2 separate regions of the Homo sapiens genome follow, and region 2 is linked to region 1. A link is an interaction called in ENCODE POLR2A ChIA-PET data of the cell type or tissue named here. Cell type or tissue: GM12878. All regions are shown on one strand. Links, peaks and the distances in the headings refer to the core of each region. The heading gives the core; the rest is flanking DNA.

Region 1 (5,863 bases), core at 365-5,364:
TAACTAGCTTAGACTAGCGTAACTGCTAGTCAAGGCTCTTTGGAAGGAAGTAACACCCACGCAAACTACTAGAACTTGAAATGGGCAGTTTATGATAAGGGAGTGTGACTGTCTCAGCATACTGGCATCAGTGTGCTATTGAGCTGGTGAGGGCCTGGAGGTAGCTTCAGGTTGCCCATGGCCCTGAGGCAGCTTCACTGTGGGCCTCTCTTTGAGAAGTGGGATTCTGGTCTTTGCATCTTCCTTGTTATTCTCCCTCTGCTGGCCTCTCTCTGCTCCTTTGTTCATGTTGCAGAAGATAGTGGCTCCTCACCTCCCAAGTGACATATCCTACAAAACTGCTGCACTTTCTGCCCCAATAGCAAACTTCTGGAGGTGAATTTGGGCAGATGTCCACTTTTGCTTCATCGATTGTGGCACGGGGCAGTGTCACATGGTAAATACATGGCTGCCCATGCCCACCCTTGAGCATGACAGCTGTCAGAAAGAGGGGCATAGATTCCCCCAGAAGTTACATGATAGTACTTTACAATTTAGAGACTTTGCTGGAAAGTTTCTTTTTGGCAGTCTCATAGACAGGCCTTTTTACAGAACATAGTAATGAGCACTTACAGTTTGTAGAGAGGCCTCGGGGGCATCCAAGAGGTAGCTGGAATAATCTGACCCTTGAGAAGCTTCTCTTGGTTCCTGGGGATGACGATGGTCATAATTAACTGCTTTACTTACAACTTGGCAATGTGTTTTATTATCGGTGTGCATTTTGAAGTGTTTTAAGGTTTTTCACATCCCTCACTGTGTGTGTGTGTGTATATATATATCTGTTATGATAATTAAACCAAATATTGTAAAAGTCAAGAAAAGTGTCAAAGAGGATGTCATTCTACTAAACTTTTTTGAATGGCTACTCTTTGATGATCTTGTGAGTTGGGAGAGGACCCAACCTTCAGTAGCATGAATCTGGTCTTAAATCTTAAATTTTGAAGCACTGAATGCATTGCAAAGTGTCCCATAGTCATCTATGAGTGTGCATATTTGCTTTTGACTCAGCATTCCATTTGTACTTCCTCCACAACAAAAAATGCATTGTAGCTTTAGTATTTTTAATTGTCACCAAGTAGTACTGCTAGCCATTGTGCAAAGTCTACCAACAGCTGATAAAATGATTACATTTTTAAAGGTTGCTGGATGGAATCAGATGTTGCTGTATCAGTTCCTATGCCGCGTGTGTCTGTTTCACTTCCCATAATGACTGATTCTCCACCTGCCATGACAGTGCATTCTTGATCTGCTGCGCCCTCCTTGGGTTGGGGACTGGAATATTTATTTTTAGGAAAAGTTAAAATTATCCAGAGAAGGGTGCTTTCTGTAAAATTTACATGAATCAGCCTCTTATTGCAGAGATCATGGGAGATGTGTGTGTGTGTAGATAAAAAAAACTCAATGGAAAAATGTAAAACTGTTAAAGGGAAGGAATATAATGAACATTGTTTTACCCATCACTATCTTTAACATTGTGGGCACTTTTAAATTAACTAGTATTCAAACTAAATGTGTGTTTAATAAAAGTGAATGGTACTACATAACATTAATGCTTTTGCAGTTAAGCTAGATTTTCCAAATTTCAGCAAAACCAAGAGTCTTAGCTCCTTCCTTCAGTCTTCAGTTTAAATTCTAAGAAATATTATTCGAAGTTTAAGAGGTCTTATTAGGGCATTAATGTGGGTTTTCCCGTATCAAGAGCAGACACAGGTTTTTGGTGTCTTAGGTTCTAAAGATACCAGTGTTCCTTAGATTTCTGACCTGACTGTGAAGGGAATTCTCTTTTTTTTTTGAGACGGAGTTTCGCTCTTTTAGTGGCATGATTTCGGCTCACTGCAACCTCCGCCTCCTGGGTTCAAGTGATTCTTCTGCCTCAGCCTCCTGAGTAGCTGGGTTACAGGTATGCACCACCACGCCTGGCTAATTTTTGTATTTTTAGTAGAGACGGGATTTCACCATGTTGGTCAGGCTGGTCTCAAACTCTTGACCTCATGATCTGCTCACGTTGGCCTCCCAAAGTGCTAGGATTACAGGCATGAGCTGATTTTTTGTGTTTTTAGTAGAAATGGGGTTTAACCATGTTAGCCAGGCTGGTCTTGAACTCCTGACCTCAGGTGATCCGCTTGCCTCTGCCTCCCAAAGTGCTGGGATTACAGGCGTGAGCCACCGTGCCCGGCCGAAGGGAATTCTTGTTAGGCTATTGCACAGTTGTCAGATGGACCTGACTGCTTCTCATCTCTAGGATCTTGGTTCCTTCTCTCCAATATGGGGATAATAAGTGTCAATCTTCATGGGGTTGTTACATAAAAGGTTTCTAACACAATGCCTGGCAACTGGTAAGCATTTACCAAATAAATAAGCCTTAGCTTAATTAGTAATCAAAGATACCAGCTGGGAAACATATCTATTTTAAGATTATATAGGCTCCTTCTCATCCTCTTTGGGCATTTTATTTCAGCTGCTTAAGATGTGAAATCTGTGTGTTGTGGTGTTCCTTGTTACAATCTCCCTTTTTTTTTTTTTTTTTGAAACGGAGTCTTGCTCTATCGCCCATGCTGGAGTGGGAGTGGCGTGATCTTGGCTCACTGCAACCTCCGCTTCCCAGGTTCAAGCAATTCTCCTGCCTCAGCCTCCAGAGTAGCTGGGACTACAGGTGCACTCTGCCACGCCTGGCTAATTTTTTGTATTTTAGTAGAGATGGGGTTTCACCGTGTTGCCCAGGCTGGTCTTGAACTCCTGAGCTCAGGCATTCCACCCGCCTCAGCCTCCCAAAGTGCTCGGATTACAGGTGTGAGCCACCGCGCCCGGCCAAGCTCTCTTTTAAAAGCTTTTTTTGTGACAGCAAAAGAAAGGGAGCTAAGATTGACTACCTAATAAAGTAGGTGTTTTTCACATTTTCATGTGTTTCCTATTTAGTTCAGTAGGTGTTTTTCCTGTTTAGTTCTCACAACACTGTGAAGTACATGTTACTGTTGACATGTCACAGATGTGACAGGCAGTGAGATTGAGTAATTTGCTCAGTTGGGAGGTAGAGAATGTGAAAAGCAGGTTTCAAGCCTGGGGTCTCTGACTCAAAGGCATATGCTTTGATGAAGATCGAAACTCTAGCTACAAGCTTGTGAAGATATTAATTTAGAATCATCCTTGTCCAGTAATAACACAACTACTTATAGTGGTTTGTAATTTTAAACATTTTATTAATATTAACTATATTACATTTACTAACCATGTTAAAATATGTTCTCTTGGGAGGTAGGCAGCACAGGTAACATTGTTAAAGAAGGGGCCCTGGAGCCTCTGATTCTTGTTCTTTATTGTCCTTGCCCCTCAGTAAAAAATCCTTTAGGAAAACAGATGCGTTGATGACTGTGCTGGTCAAAGGTCAATTTTGGACCCCAGACTCCTTTGTAAAAGCTTAATGAATCTGACCAACTCTTCTAAGCTCTTCTAGAGGTAGCTGCCACTCCCAAGGGAGAGATTCTTGAGCTCCTTTGGCTTACCAAGTGGGATGGGGTGAGATGGTATGCAAAGAGGGAAGGTGAAAGAAAGAAGGGGGTCAGTCTTGGAGAAAAAGGCGTATTACCTCTATTCAGGTAGAAGCAAGAGAAAACTGCCTAAAACCTGGGATTCCAGGGATGAGCTTGCCAATCCTCCCCCTACTCAGGCCTCTGCCCAGATTCGGGACTGGCATTGGAGAAGGAGTTAGGGAGACCTTGAGAAGTGGTTAGGACGGTGGACTCCACCTAGAGGCAAGTAGTGACTCTGATTCCTTCCCATATGACAAACCAGCCTTCTGGGAAAGGTGAGGACAGTCTGGGTAAGTCATCTGCGGATGCAAAATGAAAATCTGTATTGTATAACTTCTAGGGTCTTAGTATACTTCTTTTTTTGTTTGGTAAATTAAAAACTGAAATGCATAAAGAAGAAAAATTTCCATATTCTCATCGCTCAAATTCCATATTTCTTTTTTTTTTTTTTTTTTGAGATGGAGTCTCACTCTGTCACCCAGGCTGGAGTACAGTGGCACAATCTCAGCTCACTGCAACCTCCGCCTCCTGGGTTCAAGCAATTCTTCTGCCTCAGCCTCCTGAGTAGCTGAGACTACAGGCGTGCACCACCACGCTCAGCTAATTTTTTGTATTTTTAGTAGACGGGATTTCACCATGTTGGCCAGGCTGGTCTTGAACTCCTGACCTTGTGATCCGCCTGCCTTGGCTCCCAAAGTCCTGGGATTACAGGCGTGAGCCACGTCCCGGCTCGAATTGCATATTTCTATTACTGTTAACATGTTACAGTATTATCATCCAGGCTCTTATTTAAAAACAGGCAAACAGAGGCCGGGTGTGGTGGCTCACGCCTGTAATCCCAGCACTTTGGAAGGCTGAGGCAGGTGGATTACAAGGTCAGGAGATTGAGACCATCCTGGCCAATGTGGTGAAACCCCGCCTCTACTAAAAACACAAAAATTAGCTGGGCGTGGTGGTGGGTGCCTGTAATCCCAGCCACTCGGGAGGCTGAGGCAGGAGAATCCCTTGAACCAGGGCGTCAGAGGTTGCAGTGAGCCAAGATGGCGCCATTGCACTCCAGCCTGGCGACAGAGTGAGACTCCATCTAGAACAAACAAACAAACAAAGCAGGTAAACAGATGAACAAAACTTGTTTTATAAAAAATGACCTATTTATTTTTATTATGAATAATTCAAAGAAGAAAAAGTAGTCACTCGGTTGGGTGCGGTGGCTCACGCCTGTAATCCCAGCATTTGGGGGGCTGAGGTGGGCAGAACGCTTGAACCCAGGAGTCTGAGACCAGCCTGGGCAACACGGTGAAATCCTGTCTCTACAAAAAAATACAAAATATTAACCAGGCATGGTGGCATGCACCTGTGGTCCCAGCTACTGGGGGATTGGGGCCGAGATGGGAGGATCACCTGAGCCTGGGAGGTTGAGGCTGCAGTGAGTTGTGATTGAGCTACTACACTCTAGCCTAGAGTTTTGGAAACAGCAGGACCCTGTTTCCAAAAAAAAAAAAGGAAAATCAGTCCAAATAACTTGATAGTGTTAAAAGAACATCATTCCGGATGTGTACTGTAGATTATATCATATGTACAGATGGAATGATTACAATTAAAGGTAGAAATACTTTTGTTAAATATGGCATATTATAGCTATTGTTTTAACTAAAAATATAAAACGTGATTTTACTTTAACAATAGATAAAAGAAGAATTGAAATATAAGGAATTGCTGAACCTCAAATTTCTTTTTCTCATGTAGATTTTCCTATAAGATTTCTTTGAAATTAAAATAGCCTAGAAATAAATAGGTTGAACTGATTTTTAAAAAATTAAATTTCAGTTTTAGATACTAGTGATTGATTTCTACATTGTAAGTATTTCATTTCCGGAATTGTTTCATGCTTGAGAACGTGTCCTCTTTGCCTTTATATTTGAATGATGCTTTAGCTGGGTGTAGTAGTCTTGGCTCTTACTTTCTTTCTCTCAGAGCTTTGTAACAACATTTTCACCACTATTATCTGATATTGAATATTGCTCTGGGGAAATGCAAAGCCAACTTAATATCTCCCTATTATATAGGTGACTTGTTTTTTGTTTTGGATATCTAGAAGACTTTGTATTTGTCCTTGAAGTATAAAAGCTTAACTATAACATCTCTCAGTGTGGAATATTCTTACAACTTTTTTTTTTTTTAAATTTTGATATGTGTACTTGTTTTGGTATGTTCATTCTTCAGAGACATTCTTTTTTAAAAAAGGTTTGTATAAATTTAGGGGGTTCAAGTGCAGTTTTGTTACCTGGATATATTGT
Region 2 (5,863 bases), core at 629-5,628, 160 kb before region 1:
ACAACCTCAAAGAGGTGTATGGAATTCTTCTCTCCTCTTTGACCCTAGACACTTATGAAAACAAAAAGTTAAGGTGAACTCTCTGTGTTTGTTAGAGTGGGCACATGCCAGTATCCTTCCCCTTTAATGGTATTCAAAAGAAAAATCACGGGGCTCAGTGGTCCAGCAGCCCAACGGAGGATTTGAGAACCATGAGCAGAGTGATTGTAGCTAGGGCTGAGGGTGGCTGCTGACAGCCTCTTGATAAGACTGACCTTAATCCTGAAACAACAAAACTAATCCCTCGTATTCAAAGCAATAGGGTTTCAGCCACATCATTAACCCCTAAATACCCAGAACTTGAAAGAAAACATTTCAAAATGTACAAATAAAACTGGATCCTCAATTAGCACTTGACAAATACCCTTATTCTGGACAATTCTGTGTTTATTTTCCTTTCTATCTTTTATTTGTTGCTATTTTGTGGAAATTTGCGCTGAAATTTAGGGAGGAAAGGGGTCTTTCTTTTATTTTCCTTTCCTCCCCACCTTTTCTGTACAAAAATACAGTGTTCTCTTTACTAAGGGGACAAAAAGGACTGATTACTCAGGGTTGAAAAAGAAATTATGTGTGTCAGAGACAACTTAAGTATACACAAGATATATCCTGGGTGTCTGGGGGTGTGGGGTGTGGGAAGTGGCTGCTATCTTCCGAGGAACTGTTGTACTTCTTTAAAGGAACCGTGACAACTGCCAGTTTAGGAAAGATGAGGCAAGTGCTAATGGTATGTGTTTTTAAACATCCAGAGGCTGTGGAGATAGAAAGCCCTAGAGACCTAAATCTGTACTTTCATTTGTTATTAAAGGCAAAACTCCAAACTAGACCAAACAGACTCTCCAAGGGGCTAGAGCTTTTATACCACTCCACTAAAAATTCACTTTGTTTTCAATGCAGATTGATTTGACCACGACAATGCCCTATTTAAATTTCTACTCTCAGGGCTTTCATTTATATACATTAAATGCAAATAACCTACTCAGCGCTGAAAATAATTAACAGTTCTTTAGTCAAGATAGCTCTTCCAACTATCTCAACATAATTTTATTCCAGAGCAATGATTTCAAACCAAGAAGAAACTTTGGAGTACCTTGGAAGTGCTTTTCTCAAGTTAGGGGATGTTACAGGTTGCTTCCTTAGGAAACAAAGCCTGAAATAGAGGAATAAGTTTAAGTAGTTTATCTGGAACTGTGACTCCAGGGAGCAGGAATGAGGGATGAAGAAGTGAATGGTGAAAAAAGTCATTGGAAAGCCAATGGAGGCATGAGTTATGGAGTTAGCCACCTGCACGTTTGATTCTGTGAGACAGCTGGGAAGCCTAGGAAATGCATATTAGGACCATCTGCCTGGGACAAGAAAGGGAGCTGCATTTGCCCCTCAACTCCCAACTCTTTCTGGTCAAGGATTGCCACACTTTGTTTTCCACAATTATCAATTTGATTGTGACAATGGCCCACGTAAATTTCTACTCTCAGAACCTTCATTTATATACCTTAAAGATTACCACAGGGCAGGGTGTTTACTTCCCTGTTCTGGGTTGTGTGCATGGATGACAACGGGTTATTTGCAAGAATGTCCTGCACCAGAGGACTAGAAAAATTCCAGGGCAGAAGGGAGGGGTGGGGCTGCAGTGGGGACAGTCAGCTCACACTTCCGTAAGGCTGGTTGGACCCTGTATGAAACTGATTGCCACTGTTGTGGGTCGAATAAGAGACAGGGACAAGAAAATTAGAAGGCGTGTTTAAGAAGCATCTACTGTGGGAGGGAAAAGAGGGAGAGACCACACAAGCAGGGCACCTACCCAGGGTACTGCATCTCATTGTTCAGGTTGCATACAGTAACAGCAGCTCCACATTCGCCTGTTCCATATATAGGGTTTCATCGAAGATTTTGTTTGAAAGCATTCACTGTTAAAAAAGAAGAGGCAAAAAAAAAAGAGAGAGAGAGAGAGAAAGAAATCTTTAAAAGCCTCTGTTCTAGAATAATTTAGAGGACAAATAAGATGAACTCAAGAGTAGATGGAAATATTAATATATAAATATTCTAAATATTGGTAGTAGATCTAAGGTTTTGGATGACAGATAATAATATCAGGAAAGGTGTTTTTTGGTTTGTTTTTGGTTTTGTTTCTTTTAATCCTAAAGACCCAGAGGCAATGAACCAGATAGTTTAGCATGAAGAGGAAGAAAAGGAAAAGGAACACCAAAGAAGATAGAGTCAAGCAATTTTGACAAAATGGTAACACGGAAGAGAATGAGGAGAACTGCCATTATTAGTTAAAAAAGAACAAGAGTTCGAGATCAGCCTGGCCAACACGGTAAAACCCTGTCTCTACAAAAGATACAAAGCTTATCCGGGTGTGGTGGCCGGTGCCTATAGTCCTAGCTACTCGGGAGGCAGAGGCAGGAGAATCGCTTGAAGCCGGGAGGCAGAGGTTGCAGTGAGCCGAGATGGCACCACTGCACTCCAGCCTGGAGCAAGACTCTGTCCAAAAAAAAAAAGGAACTAGAGAAAAAAGTATAAAAAGAAGCTTTTAAATAACAATGGTTTCTGAAGGATTGGAGGACAGAGGCTGTTTACAAACTCAGCTCTCCCTTGCCTCTTCAGGCTATTTCTAGTTCATCTTCCCGAAATAACCTGTTCCTTGTTTGCTCTCTCTTTCTTTATTCTCACAGCCATCACCAAGTTGCCCTTGAGTACACCCTCCTACACCACAAAGCTGTTCTCATCCTGGGTCTCAGCTCATCCAACACTGCTCCAAAGTTCAGCAATCTTAAACTCCATATATGTCATTCTCTAACCAAAATAGTCATACCTTCACTCTCTCATGTTCTTTCTTATGTCTTTGCACTTGCCCTTCAAACTAACCTAAACTTCTAATGTCTGCTTCTAAGTTTTCTCTCAATGACCCCAATTTCCAATCCTGCCAAGAGCTCCAGTGTGTGACAGCCTCCACTCTTGGGTCACATCTTCCCTGTTTTGCCCTTCAATCCTGGACTATAAATCCCAAACTCTGGATCAATAGAGTTCTCTGCCTGACCCCTCCTTAGGCCTGGGGTCCTTGGGAACACAGGAAAATCCTGGACTGGTACCACGGAAAATGTATGATCCCATTGAAGTTCTCACGCCCAGCAGGTGGCAGTGTAAACTGGTATAACCACTTTAGAAAACCATTTGGCTGTATGTACTAAAGCTGTATGCATACACTGACTTGGCAATTCCATTCTTAAGTATCTATTAAACAGAAATACAGTGGTCCTTTTGTATAGGCAAGGGATTAGTTCTAGGACTTCTGCTTCTACCCAAATCTGTGTATACTCAAGTCTTGAAGTCAGTCCTGTGAAACCTGAGTATAGAAAAAGCCAGCCCTTTGTATCCTTGAGCTTTGCATCATATGAACACTGTATTTTCCATCCCCATTTGGTTGAAAATAATCCACATGTAAGTGGATCTGTGCAGTTCAAACCCAGGTTGTTCAAGGGTCAACTGTATATACTTTTGTTCACCCAAAGACAGGTACTAGAATGTTTGTAGCTCAAACTGGCATTTATCCACATGCCCATCAACAATAGAATGAAGACATAAATTTTGGTTGTTTTCACATAGAACACCTACAGTAAAGAGAATAAGTAAACTACAACTACATGCTGAAGCAACATACGTAAGTCTTATTATCTCAATATAGGATGGAAGAAGCCAAATACAAAAGAGAGCACGTTGTTCCATTCCATGTGTATAAAGTTCAGAAACAGGATAAATGAGTCCATAGTGTTAGAAGCTAGAATAGTGGTAATCCTTGGGGGAAATGGTTAGTGACTAAAGATGCAAGGGAAGCTTCTGGGATGCTAGTAATCCTGCTTCTTGATATAGGCGCTGGTTACATGGGCGTGTTCAGTTAGTGAAAGTTTACTGATCTGTGTAATATGTTACATGTGCACTTTTCTGTATGTATGTTATATCTCAACAAGGAAGTTCAAAATAGTTACCAAAATGACAAATATATATATATAGGCATAGGTTACATAATTGCTTCCCAATGTGAAAAATGCTCCCTGCAGTAGTACAGCACCACGGTCTGCAATTATAAGGCATAAACCACTTTCATTTCCTGTCCCTCCAGTTTCAAAATGTCCCTTCCCATCTATGCTGTACTGCCTTCCTGTATCAGTCAGGCTCTTAGAATGCCTGGGTAATGTAACAGGACTTTAATAACAGCGACTCTTTATAAAGGTGTGGGCAGGTTTAGAGAAACCAAGGAGGAGAGTGCAGTCCCTTGGGACTAGCAACAGTGGGGGCCCTTCCCATCCCTAGTCCCAAAGAGGCAAGGAAAGGGAGCTGTTTCCCTGAGCCTAGAAAAGGTAGTTTTCCATGGAGAGGACACCGTCTGGCTGGAGCTGTGGCCTTTGGTGAAGGGATGGAGCCAACCTAGGGCAACGTGGAGAGAGAAAACTGAAAATAAATACCAGTATCCCTCTACTCCTGCCGTCTGATTTCTTGCCTTTCTGATGGCTCCCAAGGGCCAAAGCCTACCAGAAGCTAGTGGATGGGAGTCAGTAATGAGGTCCACACAAATTGGCACTTCCAAGACCCAGAACAGGGTGGAAAAGGGTAGAGTGTTGGTTTGGAGCAATGAGTGAGGGCTTCAAACACATTCCCTCTCCATAGGTATCTTTCTCCAGTCACACTGACTCTACTGAGGCTGTTGTAGCTGCATGAAACAGTCTTACTAAACGTCCCTCAAGCAAAAGGAAGCTTGTGGTGAAGGTCACACAGAAGAATTGAAATTAGAGAGTCATGGAGTCTTCTCTTCCTCTTGCTTAACGGCTATGTGGTACTTCCACTTCTATCTGTTTGTCTTTATATTCTCACCAGTTTGGCTACCTCATAATGTTGGCTAAAGAGAACCAACCATGTTTTCTCCATTTACTTTTTTCATCTCAACCTTTCAGCTTCTGCTTTCATTGCTTTTCTCCCTCATTCTTGAGATGTTTTCTACTGAAATTCCCACAGAAAGGAATCCAGTTAGTTCCCCCGCTTAGGTTCACAACAGGCAACATCATAGGTTGCTGAGCAGCCTATGTTTGGATTGGCTGAGCTCAGTCATGTGCTCACCTTTGGTCCAATGAGCTATTGATGGAGAAGTTGGTCATGTGACACAAAACATGGCTACCTAAGTAGCAGGAGCTGTAGTTGGGAGAATGGGTGCAGTGAGTGAGTACCTGTTGATATGTACGTAATCGTCTTAAATCACTAGTGTCTAAAATATTTCCTTTTTGGTTTAGATGCTCTCAAAACAGAGACTGACATATGCTCTTGGATTCAGGTAGTTTATTTAAGAGGTGATCTCAGAGAGCCAGAGTAAGAGATCTTTTAAGAAAGAAAGGCCACCGTAAGCATTGTTGTCAAGGTCACCACTCTGGGCAATGGGGCTCAATTCCATGGGACCTCTGAGAAGTGTACAGAATGCCTCTCAGTATTGGCCACCCAAAAGATGGGTGGCAGGAGCATTTATTAATCAGCTTTCATCCCTGTACCTAAAGGGTTATTTCTAGAGGTATTAATTTCCCCACACTGCCACGCTTGCATCCACAGGGTCGAGCAAACTCTCATTGATGCCCATAGCATTGAAGAAGCCCTGAGACAAAAAGGAAAACCCAAGGTACACACTAAAGGCAAGATGCCTCCTGCTTGAAGTGAGTCAAAGCCTGCACAGAATTGTCTACCCATCCATGGCTAAAGTCAGTGCTAAGACCAAGAAACCATGGATAGTTCAAATATCATGCAGCAGTTAATAACCATTGTGGTTTTCATTTCTTGACTCTCAGTT

Evidence for each region. ChIA-PET counts read pairs that join two places held together with the same protein. Peaks named below come from ENCODE experiments on the same cell type or tissue, not always from the same donor. Only the 100,000 strongest peaks of a DNase experiment are listed, where the experiment ranks them.
Region 2: POLR2A ChIA-PET joins it to region 1 with 5 read pairs; 1 of 35 experiments calls an interaction of 5 or more read pairs at or near these places.

What each region holds. Positions count from the first base shown.
Region 1 is chr20:10,475,350-10,481,212 of GRCh38, forward strand. The region is part of intron 2 of SLX4IP (SLX4 interacting protein); the gene reads left to right. Among named protein-coding and RNA genes, the nearest start is that of SLX4IP, 43 kb to the left of the region's middle. In GM12878, for the core only: a CTCF peak has its summit at 1,281; DNase peaks (open chromatin) are centred at 1,222 and 3,052; H3K27ac peaks cover 3,247 bases.
Region 2 is chr20:10,313,663-10,319,525 of GRCh38, forward strand. No RefSeq gene overlaps it. Among named protein-coding and RNA genes, the nearest start is that of SNAP25-AS1, 97 kb to the left of the region's middle. In GM12878, for the core only: a CTCF peak has its summit at 3,176 (motif pointing right); a DNase peak (open chromatin) is centred at 3,258.